Regions from separate parts of the Homo sapiens genome. Here region 1 is linked to region 2. The links are chromatin loops, found by intact Hi-C in ENCODE. Cell type or tissue: mammary epithelial cell. All regions are shown on one strand.

The links. Peaks named below come from ENCODE experiments on the same cell type or tissue, not always from the same donor. Only the 100,000 strongest peaks of a DNase experiment are listed, where the experiment ranks them.
Region 1: a loop joins it to region 2, with 13 times the contacts of the local background. A loop is called at or near these places in 4 of 110 quality-filtered maps.

What each region holds. Positions count from the first base shown.
Region 1 is chr13:42,955,900-42,963,899 of GRCh38, forward strand. EPSTI1 (epithelial stromal interaction 1) reads right to left here. Exons shown (of 11, transcript NM_033255.5): 5 at 7,356-7,439. LOC105370178 (a long non-coding RNA gene) reads left to right here and starts at 2,234. Exons shown (of 3, transcript XR_941910.3): 1 at 2,234-2,298; 2 at 2,375-2,500; 3 at 4,840-4,906. In mammary epithelial cell, no CTCF peak of the experiment used is centred here; no DNase peak of the experiment used is centred here.
Region 2 is chr13:42,590,545-42,598,544 of GRCh38, forward strand. All of the region lies in intron 2 of TNFSF11 (TNF superfamily member 11), which reads left to right. Among named protein-coding and RNA genes, the nearest start is that of TNFSF11, 20 kb to the left of the region's middle. RefSeq lists enhancers at 2,691-4,917, 2,725-3,432. In mammary epithelial cell, a CTCF peak has its summit at 4,622 (motif pointing right); no DNase peak of the experiment used is centred here.

The DNA.
Region 1 (8,000 bases), 370 kb after region 2:
AGTAGTATTTCTGGAGTAGTTGAAAAATTGTATTCAATCCCTATTCATATCAAATGCCTGTTATATGCTCGGTACCATGTTAGATGCTGGGAATACAGCTACGAACAGAGAAGTGCCCATTCTGGAAAATGTTACAGCCTCGTTGGGGACACAGACAAAAAAGAAATGATGGCAGTATGCTAAACACATTAGGGGACAGCAGTTTGCAAATAACAGTAAGAATGCAGAAAAAGCACTTATATGGATTGTCAGGAAATGCTCTCAAAAGTTCCACAGTAACTCAATGCCTACTTAATGTTAGACTCCATCCTGAGCACGAGAGCCAAGAAGCGGAATAACACTGGGAATGTGGTTTCTAACTTTGGGTAAGCTGCATGTTATGAGGGTGCTTCTTTCTATGGAGAGTGGACTCACAGCTTTCTTCATATTCCCCAAAGAGCTGATGACCAAATAAAAGGATAAATACCATGGCTCTAATGAGAGAGAGAAATTCTATATCCAACCCAATCTTAAGCAAGAGTGTTTCAGGAGGAGGAGAAGGTAGGAACAGGGTTACTACACTCCATTATATGGGTTGTTCAGCCCATGGGGTCCCAGCAGGCAGGAGGGGAGTAGGAAAGGAAAAATAGAGCCAGTGTTCAGCTCACCAAGATTTGTACTGCAGCTTGTGGCTGCTTTAGCGCAGAGGAGGTGTCTTTTTCTGTGTCTCACAAAGGCACTATCTATCACCAGTCTGAGCACCCACAGAATTGACCGCCTGGATGGAGAATTGGTCTCTAATTTGCACAAAGGCAACCATGGGCTGGTAGTAACCCTGGACAGGAAAGGGGCATTCCCAGAACTTAACGTTTTTAATATACAAAGGTACAAGAGAATATGTTAGCTCAAGGAAACCCAAGAAGCTCATGGATAAATTGAACAACGTTTATAGAGAAAGGAGTAGAAGATAAGGATGAGAAAGTAAGAAGGAATAATTATATAGGAATGTATGTGCCAAGTAAAGGAGTTTGGACTTTATGAAACCCAACAGTAAGCCATTATATTAAGCAGGAAAGGAAGTGGCTCACTCTTATAGCAACATGGAGGTTAAACTGCAGCAAGGGCCACAAATACACGAGAACCCCTGGGGTGATTCTCACAGTAATCTAGGCCATAAATTACAAGCCCCAAGTTAAGTCAGCAGGTACAGGGAAGAAAGAAGAAAGGACAGTCTTCAGAAAAACTTAAAGGACAGAAATAATAGGAAGCATGATGATAGGGATATGGGATGAGTAAGAAAAGGAGGAAGAGTCTAAGATTACTATCATTTAAGAGCACCAGAATGAACATATGAGTTCAATTTTGAATTTATTGGATTTGAGGTATACTTGTGGAATATTTAGGGAGAAATATCAAGCATGCAGCAAAATATATGGTTCTGGAATTTAGAAATATGGTCTGGCCTGAAGATATGGACTGCAGAAATCAGTACAAACAATAACTAGATCCTTAAATGTGGAATTTTTCATCTAAGGAGAGGGGGCCTAGGCCCAGCAGTATCAGAGGAGACCACGGGATGGGATCTGGTAAGCATCAATAGTGGAAAAACAAGTACAAGGAAAGGATCCCAGAGACATTCAGGAGGTGGAATTTGAAGGACAGAGTACTTAATAGTTAATTTTAAATTTTAATTTTATTTATGTATTTATTTATTTGAGACAAGGTCTTGCTCTGTCACCCAGGCTGCAGTGCAGTGGTGCCATCTGGGCTCACTGCAACCTCTGCCTCCCAGGTTCAAGTGATCCTCATGCCTCAGCCTCCTGAGTAACTGGGATTACAGGTACGTACCACCACACCTGGCTAATATATGTGTTTTTGTAGAGATGGGGTCTCACCATGTTTCCCAGGCTGCTCTTGAACTCCTGGGATCAAGCAATTGGCCCGCCTTAGCTCCCAAAGTGCTGGGATTGCAGGCATGAGCCACCATACCCAGCCTTAATATTTAATTTTACACAGAGCAAAAATAAGTGAGGAATTTAAGAATCTTTACTGGGATCTTTTCTTTCTTTCTTTTTAAGAGCTGGGGTTTCACCATCTTGCCCAGACTGGTCTCAAAGCCCTGGGCTCAAGCAATCTTTCCTTCTTGGCCTCCCAGTGTCCTGGGATTACAGGCATGAATCACTCCGCCCAGCTGGATTTTTCAGTTAAGAACACCGTTGGTGATCTTAGGTAGATTAGAACCAGAGAAGCATTAGAAACAAAAGCCAAATTCAGCCCACCAACAAATGAGGAATCAGAGAAGGAAAGGAATCAGAGAAGGTAAGTTCTTAAGCTAGCTGATCCACACATCTCCTGGGGAACATTTTTTTTTTTAAATAGAGATTCTTTGGTTCAGGTGATTGTCCACAGACTGACATTTGGGAACCAAATATGGTAGAGGAGTCTTTCAAGAAGTTCGAACCATAATGCTTGGGACAGAGGAGTTGAAAGCAGACCACTATATGGAAAATTTGTTTTTAAGGTGAGAGATTTGAGTAAGATTAAATCCTGAGAAAGAAAAACAAAAACAAAACAAACAACAAAACAAGAAAGTGAGAGGAGAAAGGGAGCTTAACTGATAGAGAAGCAAGGTCCCTGGGGAGACCGGAGGGAAGATGAAATGGTGAACACATATGGAAGAATCCATGGTACCAATGAGGAAAAGGACTTTCTGATTCCTCCTGAGATAGGATGGGGGTAGGTGCAGCAAAGGGAGAGTAAGAAAAGAGAAAAATAAAGATACTTAAGGCTGGCAACCTTTATTTCCTATGAAGTGAGAGACAAGGTCACGTGCTGCAAATGAAAGGAGAGCATAAGAACATAAAGCCAGCAAGGATTTTGGTAATTGGGTTTGGTTCCCAGTTACAATGCAAAGAAAAAAAATGCTGGGCATTGGGCATTGTGAAAGACCCAGCTGAGATCAAATCTCAGAAATGTAGTGTGGCAAAAGAAAAAACAAAAGTCACATATGTTTTTCTCTCCAGCAACTTCATTCATGTGGGTTTAGTAGAAATGAAATAATTGAACCCATCCAATTCATGCATAAAAATAATAATACTCTCTACGCCCCCCTTCCAAGAGGTTGATATAATAGATTCCAACGAGATAGTGTTAAAGCACTTCTTTACATTTATAATTAGGTTAGGGTACTTTACTGAGTGCTTACCAAGTGCTAGGTATTGTACTAAGGGCTGTGTATATATTGCATCCTCTAGTCCTACCAGTCTCACTATTACATTATTATACCCATTTTACAAATAAGGTAAGTGAAGCACAGAAAAGCTATCAGCCTACACTCTTAGTACCACATGTTTATTTTAGAGATACTAACATTACCACATTATGGGGTTAATTAGCGAGATCCTATTACATTTCAATAACCAAAGGCTTAATGCTTCCACCAAGTCATCCACAAAGAAATGCATGATGTAGGAGCCACATTTCTTGGAAACACTGATGTTCCCTGAAAGTTTTCAGAAATGGAAATGTTTCCCAATTTATATAAACAACATTGAAATAACTTCCTCAATGTTGAGTTTACCCCTAAAATTGTTCTTAAACTGTTAGCCCTTGCTACTACTTGCTTCCTAGAAATAAGAAAGCAACAAGTGTGATCCCTTAACATGTACCTGTATGCAGCTCTGCATCTAATATGCATAACTTATTTTCTACCAGTTAGTTCCTACTTCACCGTATAGCATTAAAACTAACTGTGCTTCTCAGTGTCTGCATGAAACACTGTGACTTCCAGTGCTTCAAATGACTTTCACAGCCATGGCTTACTGGAAAGAGCAAGGAAAGGTGTTGGAAGCCACTCAGATCTTTAGCTGGTTTCCTGAATTCTCTGAGGTTATGATACCAAGAGGTTGGGGAATCAAATGAAGTATAGTTGGTCCTCCTTATCTGTGAGTTCCATATCTGCTGACTCAACCAACTTCCGATGGAAAATATTCAGGGGATGAGGAATAGACGGTTGCATCTATACTGAATATGTAAGACTATTTTCTTGTCATTATTCCCTAAACAATATAGTATAACAACTATTTACACAACATTTACATCATATTAGGTATTATAAATAATCTAGAGATGACTTAAAGCATACAAAGGATGTACATATGCTATTGCAAATACTACTCCATTTTATATAGGATTTTGGTATCCATTGTGTTGTGGGGGGAGGGGGAGGCAGCAACCAATCTCCCATATCTAAAGGATGGCTGTATCTGGAAACTATATAATACCGTATATTATCTCAAACATATGTAGATCGAAGGCAGAATAAGATGAACCCAGGAAATTGAGAGAGTCTTTAAAATGGAGTTAGAAGATTTTCATATTTTAGGTTTGTGGGTATTATGAAAGTCTGGGAAAATAAAATTATTATTTATCATGTGATTATGGGGGGAAAATGTGATTTACTCCCATAGCACTAAATTTGGGTGAAATGCTTGCTGTGGGGAGTTAGGAAAACCTGTCTATTTATACTGAAAGAACCAGTGGCAAAACACTTGCATCTGGTAGACTGCTTTTTTACTCTAATGCTCTAATGTCTTAGAGACGTTGTCTCTGCTTTATAGATTTCTTGGAAAAGAAATTAATGCATCATTATAAAACCACATGAGTAGTATTAGTTTCCTATTGCTGGTATAATAAATTACCACAAAGTTAACAGCTTAAAACAATACAAATTTATTATCTTACAGCTCTGGAGGTCAGAAGTACAAAACGGGTATCAATGGGCTAAAATCAAGGTGCCAGAAAGGCTGTGTTCCTTCTGGAGGCTCAAAGGGAAATAATCAGTTTCCTGGTCTTTTCCAGCTTCTAGAGGCTACCCACATTCCTGGGCTAATGGCCCCTTCCTACATCTTCAAAGCCAGCAGTGGTGGGCTGAGTCTTTCTCCTGGTATCATCTCTTCATTCTCTATCTCCCTCTCCCAATTTTAAGGACCTCTGTGATTATATTGGGCACCTGGATATTGCAGGATACGCTCTCTATTTTAAGGTCAGTTGATTAGCAACCCTAATTCCACCTGTGACCTTAATCCCCTTACCCATGTAAGGAAACATGTTCCTAGGTTCCAGGGATAAAACGTGGACATCTTGGGGTGGAGCATTATTCTGCCCACTACATGAATTATAATCTATTTTTAAATCAATAAATATCATACACACAATAGGCCAGCTATTTCCCCAAATCTTTACTCTCCCTAGCCCTCTGAGGTTTGGCTTTAGAATATGGGTGGTAGGGGAGGGTAAGAAAATACCTTTTTCATTTAGTGCTAAGCAGTGGTGTGCTGGTCAACATTTAATCAGGTCTAGCAGGTAGGAGCAGGAGGGGAAATTAATCTGTAGCATTTACTGATTTCCACATCGTAAATATTTTCCACCACAGTCGGTTTCAAACTGACAATGATGAAGCCAAGTAGCTCAAAAAAATCCTGAAAATGTGACAATTCCCACAGTACAAGGCAGTACAAGGAAGCTACAGAACATCACTAGAAGTATATATACTGTGACAGACTCTAGTCTAGGGAATGCAAGTTACATTCCTGAACTGAATACAACTCAAGTATACCAGTGCTGTCTCCAAATTTCCCTTTGTACCCATAGGATTAACTCTTCCTGGGCCCCACTGACATGACTGGATACTAAAGAGCTGGTTGACTTTCACACCTGTCTGTCTATTAAGGATCAAAGAACATGCACAAATGCTGGCAAGGAATCCAGTCTATTCTTCCCTCACTAAATGCTGCACACAGAGATGACGACCAATCAGAATGAGACCCAGTGTCCCCTGACTTCTTTTGGGAGAGAAGGAAATGAAGGGCAGAAGGGGACCAGCAGCCAGTGGGGGAAGACCAGAGACAAGGCTAGAGGCTCTTGGGTGGCAATAGGCTGCTTGGATTCTACTTGGCTCAGAGTTTACTGGGCAGCAGCCATTTGCCTGGGGAGGAGGGCAGCGTGTTTGCAGGCTGATGTCCATGTGTGTGTTTGCTGTGCATTTTAAAATATAAGTGCTCCATAAGCACAGCCATTATCACTTCCCTCGGCCATTTCCACACTGGCAATGTGAAATATGTCATTTCTAGATGGCTAATGTTCATTTTTCTTATCTGACACAAGCTACTAACTAGGCTCACATTTAACATGAAAAGCTACAGATTTATCTACAACAGGGAAGGCTAGGATCATGGTGACAGTGCAGGCCAATCAGCCAGAGAAATCACATCTGTGGAAGAACAAGGATGGGTCACCCCTTCTTTTGCAAGGTCATTTAAATTTATGCTCCTCGAGCTTTTATGTGCACAGGAATTACCTGGGGAGCTTGTTAAAATGCAGATTCTGATTCGGTAGGTCTGAGGTAGGGCTCAAGATTCTGCTCTTCTAACAAACTCCCAGATGATGCCAATGGTGCTTGTTCAAGGGCCATATTTTCAATGGGAAGGGTCTACAGATCAACTCTCTCTCCCCATCTCTCACATCCTGGCAAATTTATGCCAACAGAATTACAGTTATCATATTAGGAAAGGGAAAAACACTACTTTTAGACAATGTTTAAACAGTTTAGGCCAGGCATGGTGGCTCATTCCTGTAATCCCAGCACTTTGGGAGGCCAAGGCAGGTGGATCCCTTGAGCCCAAGAGTTCGAGACCAGCCTTGGCAACATGGTGAAACCCTCCCTGTCTCTACAAAAAATACAAAAAAAAAAAAAAAATAGCTATAGTGGTGTTAACCTGTAGTCCCAGCTACTCAGGAGGCTGAGGTGGGAGGACTGCCTGACCCCAGGAGACTGAGGCTGCAGTGAGCTGTGATCACACCACTGCACTCCAGCCTGTGCAACAGAGTGAGACCCCGTCTCAAAAAAAAAAGAAAGGAAACAGTTTCAACCACAAACATTTATGAATAGCGTACATTATTGACCCATGAAGAAATTAGCTGTAAATGACCCACACGCCAGCCAATGATGGGTATTAAATGACAACGAATAAATGATCTTTAGGACAAGAGGTTGCAATACAATAATTATTAAGGGTCTGCAAGCCTCTTCACCCTGTTCCTGGTGATGACTTAACAATTGTCTTTGTTCTACCTGAAATACAGGCTATGCTCCGTAAAGAGAGTGCCTCCTCTAGAATCACAAGACCTAAGCATGAATCTTCCTTTGAAGGATAAAATGGAAGGAAAAAAACTGGATGAGGAAAAGAAGAGTGGGGAATAGAAAGAGAGAGAGAGAGAAAGATGGATAAATTTTTAAAGTTACTATAATAAAAATCTTCTACAACGAAACTATAATTGTTGATCAGCAAATGTGAACTAATCCTCCTCCTCCTTACCTTCTCTCTCTGAATTGCCTTCATTTTTTGGAGTTCAGCTTCTTCAGCTTCCTTCTTGATTCTTACAGATTCTTCTCTTTTTAGCTAAATTGTATTGAAATTACAGAGAACAAAAACAGTTACCATTTTTCAGTCTGAACTCTGGAACACAAAATTATGATGAAAGGCAAATTACAGTATTGTTTGTGCTATACCTCACCATGATTATAGGTTGTTACTTCAAGCTACTTAGATCACAGAGAATGGCCGGGCTACGTCTTCTGCCCGTGAAATTTCTGTCTTTGTGTTTCTTCCTTGGTCTGTCTCTTTTTCAACGTCTCTGTCTTTGTCTATCTCTGTCTCTCTCTGTGTGTATGTGTGTGTGGTGTGTGTGTGTATTGGGGAGGGAAAAGGGAAAATAATTTTTCCTGATTACAAAACTCAGTGTTCATTGTAAAAATCGCTGGGAATCTTAAATATTTTTTGTACTACTTCCATGACTGCCATGCAGTAAACAAATCCATATTCTTAGAACCAAAACATTCCAAACATAGTAGACTTTAAACTATAGTTAAACATAGTTAACTTAAATGAAAAAAATAATTCCCTTAATCGAGGGTCATGCTGAGTGATAAAGGGCTTAGGTAGGAATTGAAGGTATCCATC
Region 2 (8,000 bases):
ATGAGGATTTGTCAATGTAGAAAGCACTGCCAATGGAAGGTGGCATTATTTTTCAAGTGGCAGAGGAAAACAGAGACATGGTAAATAGCACAATTAGCCCAAGATGCCACACTGCAGTTACTCTGCCAAACTTTTAGATGACACTTTTTAAACCAGTAGTATAGTATAAGACATTTGAAAATCGGGCTCTTTATGAAGACTAACATTGCTGTCATAAGACTACTTTATGAAAACCCAAGGGGACCTTTATCTGTAGCAGAAGCTTTCTCATTTAAACCATGAAGGTTAAACAATAAAAACTAATTTTCTATTCCCAGCATACCCATCGCACTCCCAGGAAAAGCATCAGTCTGCTTTATGAAAACAAGGACATGCTATTCTTTAGCTCTTTGGTAGGTAGAGGACATGAACTGTTTGCAAAAACGAGTCTCTTCCAATTAGCAGACTTCTTTTGGAAGAAATGATCCACCAGTGACTGTATTTGGGGTTTGGGGAGGAGGCCAACTCACATCTTGGTAAAGTTTTTCACTGAGAATTTTCACTGATGGGCATGGGATGGTGGCCGCTGATTCAGTAGGAGCTGGAGCAATTAGGAGGCTGAGTGCAGTGGTAGTGGTGGTGCGGAGTGTGTAGAATTCATGTTGACAAGAGTTTGGCTTTGGGAGAATTTGATTAGTCAGTACTTTTATATTAAAAATAAAGAATTATAGGGATCAGAATGTTAAGTTACAAATTTAAGGTGAGGATGGCTTTTACCTTCGGGATGAGTGGGGTCTATACCCTACCTACCTTCGCTCCTCCTATCTGCCTGCTGGGCCACTGGACCCCTTGCCCACCTCATGATTTTTCCCCTCTCCTCTGGGGAGGGTGAGGACCTGCCCTCTCACCTCCCCCAGTGCTCCTGTCCTCTCCCTTCCTGGTGTCTTATAGGGCTCTGCTCTACGGAACCTAGGCTGAGAAGGGCAATCCACCATGATCTTTTATAACATGTATTCAGGCAACAGAGAACTCAATGAATCCTGCTCTTAAAGTTCTTTGCTTTGGGTGTTTTTGCACTATGGGCTCTTCATAAGGAACCAGGGGTCACCAGCTCCATCCAGGTGCATATATGTGTTCCCCCACATCCTGTGGATTGCAAGGTCAGTGTGAGCTTTAGGGGAGGGAGGAAAGCGAGAGGCTGGGGCAGCGATACTAAAGCCTATCTCATTAGCTATTGCACAACACCCAGTGGCCACTCTTTCTGTGCCTTGTTAGCCAAGAATGCCGTGGAAATAAGAGCGTTGCAATTAAGGATGAGCTATTGATGAAACACTGGCTAAGGCAGCTTTCCAAGGGAGCAGTGTGTGCAAAAGTCTGCATGTACAGGAGGGCAGAGTTCTTGCAGGTGGAACTAAGAGTAATTTCATGAGGCTGGAACCTATGGCATCCCAGAGCCTCCTTCCAGGTGATGAGGTTTGGGAGTACAGGGGAAGAATATTAGGGGATTTCGGAGTGGTAACCAGACTAAGTGAAAAACTAATGTTTTTCTCTGTACTCTCATAACCTGTCTGACACCAAATATGTGGCGTTTGCCCTCACACAAAGCAGTTCTCCAACTCTTCAGGCACTAATTGGATGTTCTGCAATTCAATTATGATACTAACTATTGGGAGGTAACACAGCCCCAACAGGTTAAAGGCTCAGCCCCACAAGACTGTCCCACTTCAGATGCCATTCACAAGTGCTAGGTTGTTGCCTGTATTTCTGACCAACCAGCTACAAATCGGGGGTTCCCATGACCTCCTACTCAGGTTCGGTAATATTCTTGAATGGCTCACAGAACTCAGGAAAGCACTTGACTTACTATGACCAGCTTATTATAAAGGATACAATCAGGATCCACCCAATGGAAGAGATGCTTAGGGCCAGGTATGGGGATGGAGAGGGTCGTGGAGCCTCCTTGCCTCTCAGGGCATGCCACTCCCTCAGCACCTGGCATGTTCACCTGCTAGGAAGGCAGTGGTTACCCTGGCTCAAGCCCACTGTTGAGAGTTTTTATGGAGGCTTCATTACATAGACATAGTTTATTAAATCATTGGCCATTGGTGGTTGATGTCAACCGGGAGGTCAGGAAGTCAAGGGGTGTGATATGGTTTGGCTCTGTGTCTCCACCCAAATCTTACCTCCAATTGTAATTCCCATAATCCCCAAGTGTCAAGGGTGGGACCAGGTAGAGGTAATTGGATCATGGGGGGTGGTTCCCCCATGCTGTTCTCATGGTAGTGAATCTCATGAGATCTGATGGTTTTATAAGCATCTGGCATTTCCCCTGCTTGCACTCACTCCGTCCTGCCACCCTGTGATGAAGGTGCCTGCTTCTCCTTTGCCTTCCACCAAGACTGTAGGTTTCCTGAGGCTTCCCCAGCCATGCGGAACCGTAAGCCAATTAAACCTCTTTCATTTATAAATTACCCAGTCTTGGCCAGTTCTTTATAGCAGTGTGAAAACAGACTAATACAGGCTGGGACTGAAAGATCCAATCTTCTAATCACATGACCGGTCCCTCTGGAAACCAGATCCCATTCTCCAAGGGTCACATCATTAGCATAAACTCAGGTAAGGTTGGAAGGGGCTGATTTTGAATAACAAAGGATGCTTCTGTGACACCTGTCATGCGGGAAATTCCAAAGGCTTTAGGAGCTCAGTGCTAGGAACCTGGGATGAAGACGAATTGCATATTTCTTATTATATTACAATATTACACAGGCCCAGTTATGCAGGGCCTTCTAAGCCCTGGTAAGGAACGTGGACTTGAACCTGAAGTCTGGAAGCAGCCCCCAGAGGATTTTAAGAAGGGACATGTACTTTAGGATGCACTCTAACCTCAGTGGATCACTTTGAGGAGGGCAGGAGACAGGAAGAGGAGGTAGGAAGCTATTATGCTAGTCCTAATGAGAAATGATGAAAACTTGAAGGAAGGCAGTGGTACCCAGGTTGGAGAGGAGGGAATGGATTTCCCAGCTATTTACAAGGTGGAAATCTGCAGGACTTCTCTGCAGGAATTGGAAACTGGCTATTCATTTTCAGAAATAACCCATGTGTGGCATTCATGTGCTAACTCGGCTGATGAATGCACTATTCTTGTAACTAGGTTGGAGAAGAATTACATGAAGGGTATCATTAAGATGTTAAAATGAATGCATTACATATGTTAACAAGTGTATGAACCCTGTATTATATCTGGCAAACGGGGTGTTAAATCCTTGTTCAACCAGCCAGATGTCTCTGCAGCTGCTGCTGGTATTGCAGAGGGAGGCAGCCACCTGAGACCCCAGCTATAAGCTGGTGCCAGTGATTTCCAAAGCATCTGGCTGTACAAATTCCTTCTTCTGTGCTCTGATTGACAGGTACCACATGGATCACACAATTCACATCACAATGCACAGGTGAGATTTTCAGTCTGATAAGCCCAGACTCCAGCAACTTGACCTTTTCAGAATATCTTTGCAGCTGAGAATGTTCTCAGTTGGAGCTGAAATCTATTTATTATTATTATTATTAATTTATTTTTTTTGAGATGGAGTCTCATTCTGTTGCCCAGGCTGGAGTGCAGTGGTGTGATCTCGGCTCACTGTAACCTCTGCCTCCCGGGCTCAAGCGATCTCGTGCCTTAGCCTCCCGAGTACCTGGGATTACTGGCAACTGCCACCATGCCCAGATAATTTTGAAAATATTTTTAGTAGAGACGAGGTTTTGCTGTATTGGCCAGGCTGGTCTTGAACTCCTGGCCTGAGGTTGATCCACTTGCCTCAGCCTCCGAAAGTGCTGGGATTACAGGTGTGAGCCACTGCACCAGGCCTATTTATATTACTTTGTAAGTTGAAAAAAAAAACACTGTAGTAAAACAATCTTAAAAACAACTTAATAACATTCTCTCCTGAATTGGAATGTTATCAAAGTCTTGTTTGGGGCAGTTATTCAGCTGAATTTACAAAGAGGGGCGTATCCTTTGCTGTAAATGTTTAAATTGCCTGAAGCAAAATTCCCATAACTACTTAAAGGAGTTGAAAATACTCCTAAGTGTTTATACTTATTCTTACACAGTACCATCTCTCCTGAGTGGCCCTAGTTTACTGAGATTGAGCCAGCTCTGAGACATCTCCCTCCTCCTTAAGTTTGGCAAATATCCTAAAACGTTTGAAAAGATGTTTAAAAGATCTGAAGGAAGCTGGTCTCAATGGACCAGAGACAAAGTCTGCACAGCCAGGCTCCTGGGAATTGCACTTCTTGGATGTTGAGTTCAGGAGAGGCAGTACTAGAGACCACAGTTACACAATCACATTGATCTTTTGTGTACTTTGTTTCCTGCAGAAGAAATTGTGTAATCCCAGCATTTTTTTATGAGTTAAATAGAAGTTGAAATTTAAAAAAAAAAATCACATTGGTTGTTTTCCTGTCTGTTTAAATGTACTCTGACAGCAAAGATGAAAAGTTAATGCAGTCTAAATAGAAAAATACCACAATGAGAAGATTTTAAAAAAATATTGTGAAATATCCTCATCTCTATTGTTTTTAGACGTTGGGGTTTCAAATCTGCAAAGGCTGACTGCGGCGTTGTCAGGATTGTCAATGTTGGACAGCGTCCACTAGGTGGCAGTATCTCAGAAGGTTTCTTTTATCCTTGAATGGGCAGAGATTTCTTTGGTTGCTCTCTTTGGTAGTTCGGTTTCCTTTTTTTGTCTTGTTTTGAAGGGTTAAATGAAGCTATCATAATTTACTTATCTAAAATTGCACTTATCTAAAAATGCATAAATTCATTGCAAGGCCTACTTGTTACAGCGTGACCATAAATGAGTTTATTCATTCATGTGAATTTTCTTGGTAACTTATTATTAATGATCCTAGCGTGTAACAGATGATGAATATGCCGTATCCTGAGAAGGTAGATCACAAATCCTCCTGGGAAGCTGGACATGGGTGCTCATTAGCCAAGAGAAGAAAATAGGGGCGTCCTTTGCCCAGCTTCCTCAGCCTGGTAACTGTTTCTGGCTTCTGCTCCAGGCTGTTCGCTGAGAGGTTTGTTGAAGTTACCTGCACTTCTCTACGCAAATCTACAGGCATTCTGATGGCGTAGGTAACATGTGGTTGTGTTGGATGTTTATTCAGAGTGTTAACTAACTGGTTTTTGTTAATTTACAGCTGGCTTAAAATAAGATAAAATGTACATACATTTTTTAAAAGATCTCTTTCATGTGAATAATTTGTTCAGAAGAAAGGAGTCGGGATATTCTTTTGTAGTATTTTCCCAAAATTAGATTATCAGAACTTTCTGAATTCAAAGAAACCGGCAGTGCCGTCTGAATGATAAGATTTTGGAATAAAGAACTATAGAAATTTTAAAACACTCTAATTAATCTGACAGATGTAGAGGACTAATGTGGATGAAAAGAAATGTAAATGCAAAGCTTAGAAAATAAATGGAATTGTCAATTGGGGTGAAGTTTGGGTTCGTCTTCAGAAGGACTCCTATAATCCTGAAAATGAAAAATATTAGGGGGCTATCAAAAGGTCTGTGTTTGGCATGTGCATAGCAAGGTCTCTGATCTTTGAGAAGATGGCAACATGGAATGGCTCCAGCTTTGTGGAGTGGACTCGATAGGGTCATGTTTGGAGATGCAATGTCCCTTATCCATGTCCTGCAGGTCTTAGTCTTGGGGGTTCATCAGCCAAGCCATAAACATGGGTTGGCCAGTTCTCAGCCAGTTGTTTTCTGAAGCCCCTGGGAATTCTGAGATCATATTTTCTGATGTCCCGGCTCCTTTTTGTCAGATCCCAGGATCCCCAGCAGCCAGATGCCAGTCAAGGTGAGCCACCTTTTCAGAGTTACTGCTTCAGGGAGGGAGTCACGCTAGGGATTCCTGGGTGGGCTAGTGGTATTTTGTCCCAGCTTTCAGGAGTGTATTTTATGACGATGGCTTGTAAAAGGATATGGGCATACAGATCCAGAGACCAAAGTTCAAGTCTCAGCTTTATTAGGTGAAGCCTTATTCTCTCTCTGCCTCCATTTCTCAGTCTGAAAAATGAGGTTAGTAGTAGTTATAGTTTTCCAGGCTCTGATTCTAACAAAAGTCAAATATGGTAACAGGGAAAATACTTTGCTGTCTACAAATGTAAGAGGTTATTAAATTTTCAATACGTGGAATATATATGCAAGTCATGAGACTATAGTAAACCCTTAACTAAATTGAGATGTCACCAAACAACTATTCATGGGAACACTTAATTAGTAACAATGCTTCTCAATACCTGCTACATATTCTTATCATCTGGGAGCATCTTTAAAAAACTACCCAGTCACTATCAGACTAATTGGGTTCATTATCCTGGCTGAGGTTGGGGTCAGGGTATGGGTATCTTCTAAACTGCCTAGGTGTCTCTGCTGCGCAGCCAGGTCCCTCACTGGAATGCATCAAGTACTGCCTACAAAACTTCAGTTACAATCTCAAGGCCAGAAGACACCCTAAAAGTCTAGTCTTAGAAGAATGTTATTTTTATGATTGATATCTGTGCACATAAATAACAATGGTTTTAGAGCTCAAAAAGCTGGGGTGCAGATACAGATATTGGGAATACTTTCTTTGTACCTTGAGGTTATAGACAGTCATGCGCTCTCTTTTTGACTCTGAAACTTACCTATAAGGTTTCTGAGGGGAATTGCAATCCTTCAACACCCAAAAGGTATAAAATGAGAGCAGCATTACCTCTTGGGTCTCTAGCTAGAGTTTTAATTCATCCTGGGTCATGAAGCCTTTTGTTCTTTTTTTTTTTTTTTTTTTTTAAAGCAGACATTGAAAGTGCATCTGAGAGGTGCTGCTGGTTACTGAATTTTCCTGAAACAAAATGGGTCCGTAGCAACTCTGACCTAGAAGTTTCTGATTAAATGGGAAAGAAAAGTTCATAGTTCATTCCCGGGTAGAAGAGGACAAACTTTCCCTGTCCGTTGCATCGGTGGCTTGAGTCTGCTGCTTCTTTGGCCTGGATATCAAGCTCCCAGAAAATCTCCAGTCTGTGCCTCTGTGAATCTTTGAGGATGTGAAAGGGATTGTCATTCTCAGATGAGGCCCCAGGCCAGCAACACCAGCTCACTGGTGCTGAATGCAAATTCTCAGGCCCCACCCCAAATCTACTGGATCAGAAACTCTGGGGCTGGTCCCAGCAGCCTGTTTTAACACGCCCTCCAGGAGGTGGTGGTGCAATGCATACATGCTCAAGTTTGAGGACCACTGAGCTAGGACAAAGGCACTTTTCTTGTTTTTCTTTTTCTTTCTTTTCTTTTCTTTTTTTTAGACGGGGTCTTGCTCTGTCACCTAGGCTGGAGTGCAGTGGCACGTCACAGCTCACTTCAGCCTCTACCTCCTGGGCTCAAGCAATCCTCCTGCCTCAGCCTCCTGAAGAGCACAGGTGGATGTCGCCACACCCAGCTAATTTTAAAAAATTAATTTTTATAGAGATGAGGTCTCCTTATGTTGCCCAAGCTGGTCTCAAACTCCTAGGCTCAAGTGATCCTCCCACCTTGACCTCTTAAAGTACTAGGATTACAAGCATGAGCCATCATGCCTGGCCTGGCTTTCTTGATTATAAGTGTGTTTGTATAGAAAATCACAAAACAGGCATTTGTAGGTATATGCTAGACTTAGTTCTGCTTCCTTCTCCCCTTCCCCATCTCTCCTCTGATGGAAAGGCAGATCAGAGCTAGAGGGAAAATGAGGGGTAGCGTTCAATCTCAGAATTACTCTGTCACCAAGGTTCCTCTTCCAATCTTTTAAGAGCCAGTAATCAAGTAAAGATATACTGTGTATATATAACCATATAAAGATATACACAATGTTTAGAGATATGCTGCATATCCAGCTTTGCTGGCACCAAAGTGAAGAAGAGATGAACAGAGGAAGGTCTATTCCCTAAGGCCACCCATCCACCTGCCTGACAAGAACTGGGAAATAAGAAACTGCTATCAAGGC